Regions from separate parts of the Homo sapiens genome. Here region 1 is linked to region 2. Evidence: read pairs that join two places in POLR2A ChIA-PET (ENCODE). Cell type or tissue: OCI-LY7. All regions are shown on one strand. Links, peaks and the distances in the headings refer to the core of each region. The heading gives the core; the rest is flanking DNA.

What was found. Peaks named below come from ENCODE experiments on the same cell type or tissue, not always from the same donor. Only the 100,000 strongest peaks of a DNase experiment are listed, where the experiment ranks them.
Region 1: POLR2A ChIA-PET joins it to region 2 with 6 read pairs; 2 of 35 experiments call an interaction of 5 or more read pairs at or near these places.

The regions. Positions count from the first base shown.
Region 1 is chr3:150,933,735-150,939,675 of GRCh38, forward strand. The region is part of intron 2 of CLRN1 (clarin 1); the gene reads right to left. Among named protein-coding and RNA genes, the nearest start is that of MINDY4B, 31 kb to the left of the region's middle. In OCI-LY7, for the core only: no CTCF peak of the experiment used is centred there; no DNase peak of the experiment used is centred there.
Region 2 is chr3:151,168,738-151,174,678 of GRCh38, forward strand. The region is part of intron 11 of MED12L (mediator complex subunit 12L); the gene reads left to right. Among named protein-coding and RNA genes, the nearest start is that of GPR171, 32 kb to the right of the region's middle. In OCI-LY7, for the core only: no CTCF peak of the experiment used is centred there; a DNase peak (open chromatin) is centred at 2,574.

The DNA of each region.
Region 1 (5,941 bases), core at 1,293-5,292, 230 kb before region 2:
AAGGTCATAGCTGGGCCATGTACAAAATAAATGAAACACAGTCCTCCTACCACACCCTGGACATGAATGACCTGGAATGTGATTCCTCACAACACTGCCCCTTTAGCCACTGCCCTGCATATGAGAATGAAATTCTTTGCCCATTGCCAACATCAGCTGTCTAACATTACTTCTCTTTTCCTTCTGTGGCCTCTTTTCTAAGTTCTATGCTGAGAAACTAGCAGAATACATTCATTACTGGGTTTTCCTGCCACAAATCCTTTATTCTTCCTCAGGCTCTGCGGCTTTGATGACTGGACATCCCTGTGTCTCTTTCTCGAACTCCTGAAAAACAGCTCCTTCATAAGGATTGGCGTAGAGATAAGATGCAGATTTTTTTTCACCACCAATTACAGAATAATGTGCCCCAGACATATTTCAGAGTCCAGGGTATTATTCATACTGAAACTGATATATAATGTAACTGTTCTGTTTTTGAACTGTTCTTTATTTTATTGTCTTTGTGTATATGAATGTGCTTATGTTCCATGCCATAGCTGTAATTATCATAATTAATTAGGCCCATACTAGGAGCGTCCTCTTTTTAAAGAAAGGCAGCAATTTTGTTTGCCCTGCTTGGCATAACTCATAGCAGACACTATATGTAAGAGAAGGCATAACTCATGACGCTATGTGTAAGAGAAGCTATATGTAAGAAAGCCTATATATAAGAGAATAATTATAATCATTGCAAATGGTAACAAATACAATTTGCAATAAGTCCACATTTTGGTGGTTTTTATCACCTCCAAAAGGCCTGAACCAATACCTTTCATGTCATTCTCAGAGAGTATTCACAGAACTGCTAGGATGTTCTACCACTGATCCATGTCAAGTCTGCCAGCTGGCCTACTCCCTTTTACATGCAGATCTAGGTAAGACCCTCTCCCATCAACTGGGAAACACCTAGAATGGAATATATAAAAGGCCCCCACTCAAATATCACTGCCGCAACTAAAAACTATGAATCTAATTGCTTCTATACTCAGCTCCCTCTTTTTTGGTTCTCTCTCTTCCTCTACCTCCTTAAGTTCTCTCTCTCTCTTTCTCTTTCTCTCTCTCTGTCTCTCTCTTCCACTGTATTATAAATCTTGAGGGAAGCTTTTTCACCCCCTTTTCCCTATTCTGCCTTCTCCTGCCCGCACCTCTATTACAGGAGGCCACCTTTACACAAAGCTCACTGCTGATGGTAATCTTGAAACATTCCCTCTGGGACACTCATAATCTCCCAGTTTTCCTTTTTCCTCTTTTTCTTTGGATATTGCTACTCAGTGTCGTTTGCTGGCTTCTCCTCCTCCTAAACCAAAAAATTAACTGTCAGTGTTCTTCAGGAATTGGTCCTACATCAATTTTTGTTTTTTTATTTTATTTTATTTTATTATTATTATACTTTAAGTTTTAGGGTACGTGTGCTCAATGTGCAGGTTAGGTACATATGTATACATGTGCCATGCTGGTGTGCTGCACCCAATAACTCGTCATTTAGCATTAGGTATATCTCCTAATGCTATCCCTCCCCCCTCTTCCCACCCCACAACAGTCCCCAGTGTGTGATGTTCCCCTTCCCGTGTCCATGTGTTCTCATCGTTCAATTCCCACCTATGGGTGAGAACATGCGGTGTTTGGTTTTTTGTCCTTGCGATAGTTTGCTGAGGATGATGGTTTCCAGCTTCATCCATGTCCCTACAAAGGACATGAACTCATCATTTTTTATGGCTGCATAGTATTCCATGGTGTATATGTGCCACATTTTCTTAATCCAGTCTATCATTGTTGGACATTTAGGTTGGTTCCAAGTCTTTGCTATTGTGAATAGTGCCGCAATAAACATACATGTGCATGTGTCTTTATAGCAGCATGATTTATAGTCCTTTGGGTATATACCCAGTAATGGGATGGCTGGGTCAAATGGTATTTCTAGTTCTAGATCCCTGAGGAATCGCCACAATGACTTCCCCAATGGTTGAACTAGTTTATAGTCCCACCAACAGTGTAAAAGTGTTCCTATTTCTCCAGATCCTCTCCAGCACCTGTTGTTTCCTGACTTTTTAATGATTGCCATTTGAACTGGTGTGAGATGGTATCTCATTGTGGTTTTGATTTGCATTTCTCTGATGGCCAGTGATGGTGAGCATTTTTTCATGTGTTTTTTGGCTGCATAAATGTCTTCTTTTGAGAAGTGTCTGTTCATGTCCTTCACCCACTTTTTGATGGGGTTGTTTGTTTTTTTCTTGTAAATTTGTTTGAGTTCACTGTAGATTCTGGATATTAGCCCTTTGTCAGATGAGTAGGTTGTGAAAATTTTCTTCCATTTTGTGGGTTGCCTGTTCACTCTGATTCTTTTGCTGTGCAGAAGCTCTTTAGTTTAATTAGATCCCATTTGTCAATTTTGGCTTTTGTTGACATTGCTTTTGGTGTTTTAGACATGAAGTGGTCCTAGGTCAGTTTTTATCTATGTGCATTCTCTCCCTAGGTGATCTCATCCAATTTTATTGCTTTACATAATATCTATATCCGAATAATGCCCAAATATACATCTTTCTTCTAGACCTCTTCACTGAACTCCAGATTCATGTAACTGACTATTTACTTGGCATCTCCACTTGGTGGTCTCATAGCAACTCAGACTCGATGTGCCCCAAATGGAACACATGATTTTAGTGCTGAGCTCTTCTCCCCACCCCTTTCTTGCCCTAAACTGCAAGCCTGCTCCTCCCTTGTCTTACCCAGAATGCCACCACTATTTATTAGTTGCATAAGCTACCTGAAAAACATTTTGAATGTACTTTCAGAATGTTTTTAGAATCCATTCATCTTTTTCCATCTCCAATGTGATGGTATTGTCTTTCACCAGACATTTCTTAGAGAGGTAAATCAGCTATCAGATATCTTTTTAAAATCTTTCAAAAGGTTTTCATTGCAATTAGAATCAATTCTAAAAGACTTACCATGGTTAATGTTTAGGGTCCAACATTAACTGGTATCAACTGATCTCTCTAACCTCATTTTTTCCTTGTGCCATTTCCCCTCACTACCCAGCACCTAGCCACATTGGCCTTCTTTCGGTTCCTACAACAAGCAGACCTCTTTCCCTAGAGTCTTCAGTGTGCTTTCTCTTCTACTTGGGACGTTCTGTGAAGGTTCTCAGTTCCTTCTTAGCTTTAGAACTCAGCTATTGGAGCAGTCTTCCCTGACCACCATCTCAAAGCCAGATCTCTGCTATCTTTCTCTTTCATAGCAACTTGTTTATCACCCTCATTGTAATTATTGCAAACTGTAATCACTTAATTATTTATGTACACTTTTGAAATTAGATGAGATTTTTAAAAGGTGTCTGATAGATGATTTACCTCTTTAAGAAATGTCTGGTGAAAGGCAATACTATTGTATATTATAGCAACCTGTTTATCACCCTTATTGTAATTATTGCAATCTGTAATCACTTAATTATTGATATACACTTTTGTTTGACTCTCCCACTAGACAACAAGCTCCGTGAAGACAGCATTGTGTGCCTGATTCACTGTGGGATCACCAGTGCCTATTATAATGGCTGGCACATAATGGGCACTCAGTCAATGTTTGACAAATACGTGAAATATATTCACTTATATTGCAACCCTTAGCACTGGCTACAAATTAGAATGACTCCAGAGAGCTTAAGGTAAAATAGCAGTGCCCAAGCCCTACCCCACCAGAGACTATAATTTAATTAGTGTTGTGTGAGACCTGAGATCAGTAGTTTTAGAAAGTTCTTCAGATGATTCTAATGTACAGTCAAAGAAGCGAATCACTGCCCAAAATGAACTATGGGGGATGATGAAGGTATTACTAAAAACCTTGGGAAAAAGACTTCTCAGCATCAATTTATAAATGACAAGATGAGAAAGAGCAAATTGGCTGACTTGCATGGGTTTCATGCAACAATATTACATGGAGAATGCTGAGGAATACGAGCTAAACTGGAGGTTATGAGAGTGGAAGAAATGTCTGGTTCAAGAGGCAACAGAATATGAAGCCATAAGTATGAGCCAGCTGTGTGACTGAAGCCTTTGCTGGCCTGGTCCAATGGGTTGCTTTCTTTCCTTTTCTACCTGCAGGGTCTGGCATGCACCACATCGGGAGACATAAGGAGATGCCCATAGCAGTACTCTGGGCAGTGTGGAAAGGTCCAGATAGACAATTGGGAGGACTTCTTTTCCCTTCCCTTCCCTTTCCCCTTTCTACATGCCCCAGGATGCCAAGTCTTGGGTGCCCATCCAGCAGGGAAGTAGACAGTTGAAGAAATGACCATAGAATGACTTCAGCACAAGGAGCGGGGAAGCTTAGGGAACCTGAATGTGAGTAGGGAGGAGAAAAAGAGAAAAGAGGTCCAAGGAGGAAAGCATTTTTCTTCTCTGCTGACAGTGAGCACTGCCACCTGGGCAGCACACATTGGCAAGAGAAACAAGGGAAGAGAACCAGTCAGTGGAAGAGAGCTGACTTCTGGGGTCTCTTAATGGAATGTGACTCGTACGTGAAATAAAGGACCCCAATACAGTCTCTGGCCTCTGAGTGTGTGACGCATTGGCTCACACTTAGAATGTTTGGGATAAGGGCTACAAACCTACCCTTACACAATTGGGTCTTAGAGCCAGGGTCTGCATGGACATTACAACTGTGAATAAACACCTTCCAAAGTTCCAAGGGCTTCTGGGTACCATATGAGATTTAAGGGGAATGAGGAAGTCTGTGATTCCAAAGTGACCTGTTTATCCCCAGAGGTCACAAACTGCCAGTCCATCTGACCCTCAAACATGTTTTATTGTTGTAACGGTTTTTTTTTTAGTTATTGAACATTTTGATATTTCAAAATAAGTATTGGGGGCTTAGAAAAACACTGGGTGATCTAAAAACACTGGCCTTTATCCTCTGCAAGACACAGATCTGGAGCTGGCTCCTTCCCTTCCTTTCTCCCCTTCTCTTCCTTCCCTGATTCACAAACCTTTATTGAGCCCATGTTTTTACAACAAATTTGAAGGTGGGTGAGACAGAATAGAATGCAGGCACAGGTCCTGATCATTCCTGCATATATTTGTGTGCTCAGGTTCTCCTTGCATTAGGCCTGGCCAAAGGCAGAGATAGGATCTGGGATTTGGATTAAATTCTGTATTCTCTGAGTCATCTTGCTTTTCAAATGCTGTTAGTTTGGTCGTCTGTCAGAACTGTCAAATAATTTGTCTTCCAAGTGCGCTGTTCTTCAGAATTTCATTCAGAAGCTGGAGCGCTAGACGGCTGTTGCTGCTAATGAGCTGTTGTGTCTCACCTTCACTCCAGCTTTGCTTTTCTCTGCTTTATGATGCCAGGTCAAGACTCCCCAAACTAGTTCTGCCTTTTCAGCTGTTTTCTGTCAAACATGAGCACCAGGGGGAGAGAGAAGACGAGAAAAGAAAAGGGAGAAAGGCCCACACCTTCCACTTCACTTGTAGTTCTCCCTGGTGGCAGCAACTGGGGAGTTTCCAGCCCTTTCCCACACCCAGAAACCCCTCATGGTGTCCCAGTGCCAAGTCCTCAAGGTCTGAGACACAATGCTCTGGGGCCTCTCCTCAAGATTCTAGGTTCTGGCAATGCCAAACTCTTTTGTTGGTTCCCCCAAGCCCTAGGGGTGGTAGCTGCTTTCTGACATTACCATCTTGGAGTTACCTCGGAGTCTCTTTTTGTTTGTCAGTCCACCAACACCTGTTGAACCAACTACCTGTAGTTCAAACTTGAGCCAGCCTCAGAATCTCCTGAAGGGAGATTGTTAAAATACAGATGGCCATCTTCCCCCAGACCCCCAAGTTTCTGATTCAGTGGGTCTGGGGTAGGGCCTGAGAATTTGCTGCTTTATCAGGTTTCCAGATGATGCAGACGCTGCTCATCT
Region 2 (5,941 bases), core at 750-4,749:
GTCTGTTGCCCAGGCTAGAGTGCAGTGGTACTGTCTTGGCTCCCTGCAACCTCTGCCTCTCAGGTTCAAACAATTTTCATGCCTCAGCCTCCCCAGTAGCTGGGATTATAGGTACATACTACTGTGTCCAGCTAATTTTTCTATTTGTAGTCAGGCTGGTCTCAAACTCCTTGCCTCAAGTGATCCATCTGCCTTGGACTCTCAAAGTGCTGGGAGGTGTGAGCCAGTGTGCCTGGACTAAATTAATTTTTAAAATATGTCGTTGGTATCTGTATGTATGGTATATGCATCAAGGTATATATGTATATGTAATCAAGTTTTATCTCTCTATTTACTCCTTAACAGGGGTTACTGTTTTCTTTTTCTTTGTTTTTTTTTTTTTTTGTTTTTTTTTTTTTGAGACGGAGTCTCTGTCTGTCTCCCAGGCTGGAGTGCAGTGGCGTGATCTTGGCTCACTGCAACCTCCACTTCCTGGGTTCAAGCAATTCTCCTGCCTCAGCCTTCCAAGTAGCTGGAATTACAGGTGCCCTGCCGTCACGCCCGGTTAATATTTTTATATTTTTAGTATAGATTGGGTTTCACCATGTTGGCCAGGCTGGTCTCTAATTCTTGGCCTCAAGTGATCCACCCGCCTTGGCCTCCTAAAGTGCTGGGATTACAGGCATGAGCCACCGTGCCCAGCCCTGTTTTCTTGACTGCAGAGTCACTTTGCGTATTTCTGGAATTCATGCATGTGCTGCAGCATCATGTTAACTGATCAGCTGGTGATCTTGAGTAAGTTACTCAAGGCTTTGTGCAATAGTGCCCTTCCTGGTTAAGTAGGCATAGAGTACTTGCCCTTTTTTTCTCTAAGGAAACATGAACACTTTGAGAATTATAAGGCACTATACAAATATGTTTTAAAAATTGTTAACAATAATAATATAGCAATTATTAGTATTATACTGGAAGAACTAATGTGATGATGCTGTTCTCTGATAAGGAGTTACGTGTGGTTAGGATTCAGAAATTGGTCTCACTTCTTTAAAATATACTTCCCCTTTTTTGTTTTCATAATTCATTCAGGATTTAGATAGCACGATAGATAAAACATGATCAACTTCTGTAGTTGCAATAGGTTGGAGGTTTGCTGTTACTAGAAGTCGTGTCTAGGTAGGCCTAGGCCCCAGGTTGCATAGCCTGCTTCTTCACATCTGTTGGGAAAACCTGAATTTCACCCTCCTTGATTCCTTAATTCCCTTTTCTCTGGAACTGCGACAGGGAAATGCAGTCCTCTCTACTTCCTTGTAGGGAGGGGAGAACTTCTGTCTAAATGGGAGAAGTTTGTGTGTGTAATCAGTTTCAGTATTGGTGAAAGCCTGTTGAAAACTGCAGTGCATGGGATGAAGGCATCCGAGGCCTGGGCCCTGCCTTGTGGTTGGACTGTGGTCATGAGAGTGGGAGTAGGAGCTGATTCTGTGCCCACATTGGGGTGTGCCAGGCTATGTGGTGTGCCTTCACTGATTCCACATGGAATGCACTATTTCTTTTTTTCTTTTTCTTTTTTTTTTTTTTTTGAGATGGAGTCTTGCTCTGTCACCTAGGCTGGAGTGCAGTGGCGTGATCTTGGCTCACTGTAACCTCTGCCTCCTGAGTTCAAGCCATTCTCTGCCTCAGCCTCCCGAGTAGCTGGGATTAATAGGCGCCTGCCACCATGCCCGGCTAATTTTTCTATTTTTAGTAGAGATGGGGTTTCACCATGTTGGCCAGGCTGTTCTTGAACTCTTGACCTCGTGATCCACCCACCTCAGCCTCCCAAAGTGCTAGAATTACAGGCGTGAGCCACTGCACCTGGCCTGGAATGTGCTAATTCTTTACTCTCCCTCCCTGTTGCCCTTTACCGCCCCATTTCCTTGGCCACTGTTTCTGTGTCTGGGCTTTTGGGTATAATGGCAAGGGAGGTGAAAATAAAAATCTCAAAAACCTGAGTGTTTCCTTATTCTAGATCTGTGCTGCTTAGTTTTCCATTCAGAGTAGTGTGAGATATAAAGATGGTAATACTGAGGTCAGGGCTCATGTCCCACAGTGGCCAGGCAGGTAGTGGGAATGAGTCGGGGGATGCTATGTATAAGGCAGCCTGGAGGTGGTGGGGGTTGAGGTGTCTGGGAAGTGGGCAGACCCTGTCTGAAGAGGGAAGCCTCTCAAATTCTTAGATTCTGCTTGGGATCCACTGTTCCCTGATCATCCAACATTTCAAGAGAAGCTGGATGTCAAGATCTGCATGTAAACTTTCCTGATTTTAAAATACTGTGCAGCCAGGCAGTGTGTCTGCTGGCCATATTCACTCAGATGCTTGTCACTTTTCAATTCCTGGTACATGTCTTCTACAACATGTACTCACTTATTTGCTTGTTTAGTGTTTCAGAGCCATTTCTAGTCTGGGTGATGGAGGTGGCAAATCCTGACATCCACACAAAGGAGTCGTTATGTGGACAGTGGGACCCCTGGTTTCCACATGCTCACTGAGCCTGTCACTTGTGACCTCACCTCTGAGCAGCTGGAGGAGGAGTTGCTCTCTTTGCTTTTCAGAGGCCTCAGACCACTTCCTTCCTCTTGGCATCTCTCTGTTTGGGATGAGTGTGAGCACGGAGGCAGCTGCATCTTTAGGGTGCCTCAAGGACATGGATAGAAGGGACAGGCTAAAGGTGGCAGGAAGAGCTGCCTTTTCACTTCTCTCTTTGGGGGTCCCAGGAAGCCAGCTTTATCCTGAGTAATGAAAAGATGGAACCGGCTGCACTGGACAGAGTGTTCCTGCAGCAGCATGTGTGTTTCCTCCTTCCCTGCTGCTAAAACCACACACCCCAGACGGGGAAACTTACATATTTATTGTTTGGATTTGTTTTATGCTTAGACTATTCGTGCAGAATTCTTTGAAAGGTTGTGATGAGTTCATAGTGATGTTTTGAATGGCAAAGGCCCTAAGTTTAGAAAATGTGCTTTCCTCACCTGTGGCACAGAGTGTCCCAGGCCCAGCCAGGTTTGTATCAGTGCAGCTGGCGAACTCTGCTTCACCACCACGATCCAGAGGACAAAAGCTCGCTTTCTGTCAGTGCTGGGCTTGTTCCACATTTGTCTTCCTGCAAGCGTTTCCCTGGGGTCTATGTTTCTTCTTCTCCTCACCTTATGCACATTATCAGCCCCAAGTACCATGCATGGGGCCCAGGAGATGCTCAGTCGCATTTATTGAATTCATTTTTTAGACCTCATTAAAAAGCTACTCGGGCAGTGAACTGGAAGGGGAAGCACCCCTATAAGATTTGGCTTGGAAAGGTAGAGATGAATACAGTCATGGAATCTGTATATATCAGTCTTAGACGAATGCTTAGATTCAGATGTGGGAGAGAGTACGTGCAGGTAGAGGTAGGGGTGTGGCTGACAGGGGAGCTCTCTGCTGTGAAATCAGCAGTTTAGTGTATTTCTTTAGGGACATTGGACAATTCACGTATTTTTGATGAGTCTCAGTTTCCTCATTTTGTAAAATGGGCATGCTATTTCCTGACGATGTGAAAATGACATGAAATATTTGATTGATAAACCATTCAAATATTTATAGTTCCCAGCATGTAAATGGGTACTTAATAAACACTAGCTGCTATTATTACTGACTGATGTATATAGAGTTAGTTAAAAACTGCAGAATTGGAAGGAATATGATCAGAGACTCATAGTGGGCCCCTTGGGGCTACTGTGGGCACACACAGATACCCATCACGCAGTCTACTAATCATAAGGCACAGCCAGGATCTTTTGGGCTTTTTACATTTGCTGGTTTTCATGAAGTCTTTACTCTCTGTAGGGAGGCAGTTGGATGGCATTGATCCACTCAGGATGGGGTAGCTGCAGGACCATGTTGTAAAGGAAATCATGTTCATTTAAATGCTTAGGTTTTGTTGTTGTTTAAGGAAAAAAGTCAGTTTCTAAAACCAAGACTGCAGAAAGTCAAATAAGGCAAAAGTCAAGCAAGCAAGGAAAATGTGCATGGATGGCTTTCTGTTGAGATCCAGGTGTGCTGAATTTATGTTGTTGATGCTGATCACAGCCCAGCCAGAAGTGTATTGTGCTTCAGAAGCTAACACATTTCCTACTGGACACCCAAAGGAAGCGTTGCTAGTCTTTTACAACTAGTATTTTCTTATTTTTTGAAATAATGTGTTAGTAAAAGTTTGGTTTCTAGTAACATAGTTGGGAAAACAAAATTGTGTGTCCAGTTATTTAGACTTGCTGTCACTGAGAAGGGCCTGTCACACATTGTTTAGATTGGAGTGGGCCTCTTGATTTGTTTTTGAGTATTATGCGACTTTTTTTTTTTTTTAACTTTTTTGTGTGTGTTCTTTTTAGACAACGAGCCCTGTTTTAGTGTTATGTCATCTTATTTAGTTTTTCCCTGGCCTGTGAGATGCACGTTATTCTTTTTCTTACTTTCTCTTTTTAAAAAATCTTTTACTTTTTTGACAAGGCAACCAATGCTAGAGAGGATGAGAAATTGTTGAGGCTGATACCCAACTCATTGGTGGAAGAAAGGAATTGGAATCCTAAGTAGTTCCAATTAACAGTACAATCCAAATGGTACTCTTAACTAGTACGTTCTATTTCTTCTACTGTTTATTTAAAAAATGATTTTATTTCAGTGAACAATATAGCTGAAGTAACAAGTTTCAGATGTAATTTTGGAAAAAAGAGGAAGACACCTTTGTAATTGCCATGAACAATTTTCACCAACAATTTCCAAATATGAATATTGGTACATTTATGTGATGGAATAATCTATTAATTTTTAAAAGCTTGCTTGACAATTTTAACATAGTAAACAATATTTTAATTAGAAAATTCAAATCCTCAAGTTGAGCACGCTGGCCTTGGTAGGATACCATAGACTTTAGGCCAGTTCAGACCTGATTTTCAGTCTTCATTTTGCTCCCAAGTATTTGAGTGGCTTCAGATCTCCCTTAGTGTCAGTCTGTTTGTCTGTACAATGGCCTTACTAATAGAATCCACTTCGTGTAGTAGTACATGATAAGCACTTAGTAAATGCCAGTTGTTATGTTCTTGACTGGACAGCTTTTGGTTGTCAAGTGAGTAGAACAAAGCACCATCTTCTAGAAATTTGTAATTCCTTCTTATCTGTATGTTACTTTGATCTTCATAAAAGGCAAGCAGTAAAGTTTTTTGTACAGTGATGAATTTTGGAAATTACGCATAATATTTTAATTATAGCTTGAATATCCCTTACGTGAAATATTTGAGAGTAGAAGTGTTTAGGAGTTTAGACTTTTTTCAGATTTTGGAATATTTGCATTATATACTTACCAGTTGAGCACCCCAGTTTGAAAATCTGAAGTGTGAAATACTCCAGTGAGCATTTCCTTTGCGCATCAGGTTGGTCTTCAGAACATTTTGGATTTTGGAGCATTTCAGATTTTGGATTTTCAGATAGGGATGCTCAGTCTGTATTTTAAATATGAGAGACATGTACTTGTTAAGGACTTTTGGAGAGATTTTACTTTGAAATTATGGATCAGCCCCTGTATGACTTTCTGTTATGCAATTATGTATTTCTCACAACTCCTCTATTTTTTTCATTTGTATTACTTAAACGTTGACTGAAGATTAGAAGAATCATTTTTTGTTAAAGTGCAAATAAATGACAAACCTAAGTAAAAAATTAGTTGATTTAAATACTCAGAGAGGATTGTCTTATCTGTCTTGTTTCCTCGCAGAATTAGATCTCTTCTGTTTTTAACTACTGCTTTACAAAAAGGAAGTTGCTTTTGCTTCCATGGTATATGTTTGGTTTATCTGATGTCACAAGACCTAAAGACTATCAACATTGATTTTAAGGATGTGAAGTTAGGAAAACTTGTCCCTTTCTCAGTCAGAAATCAGCCACCTCAAATATCTTTTG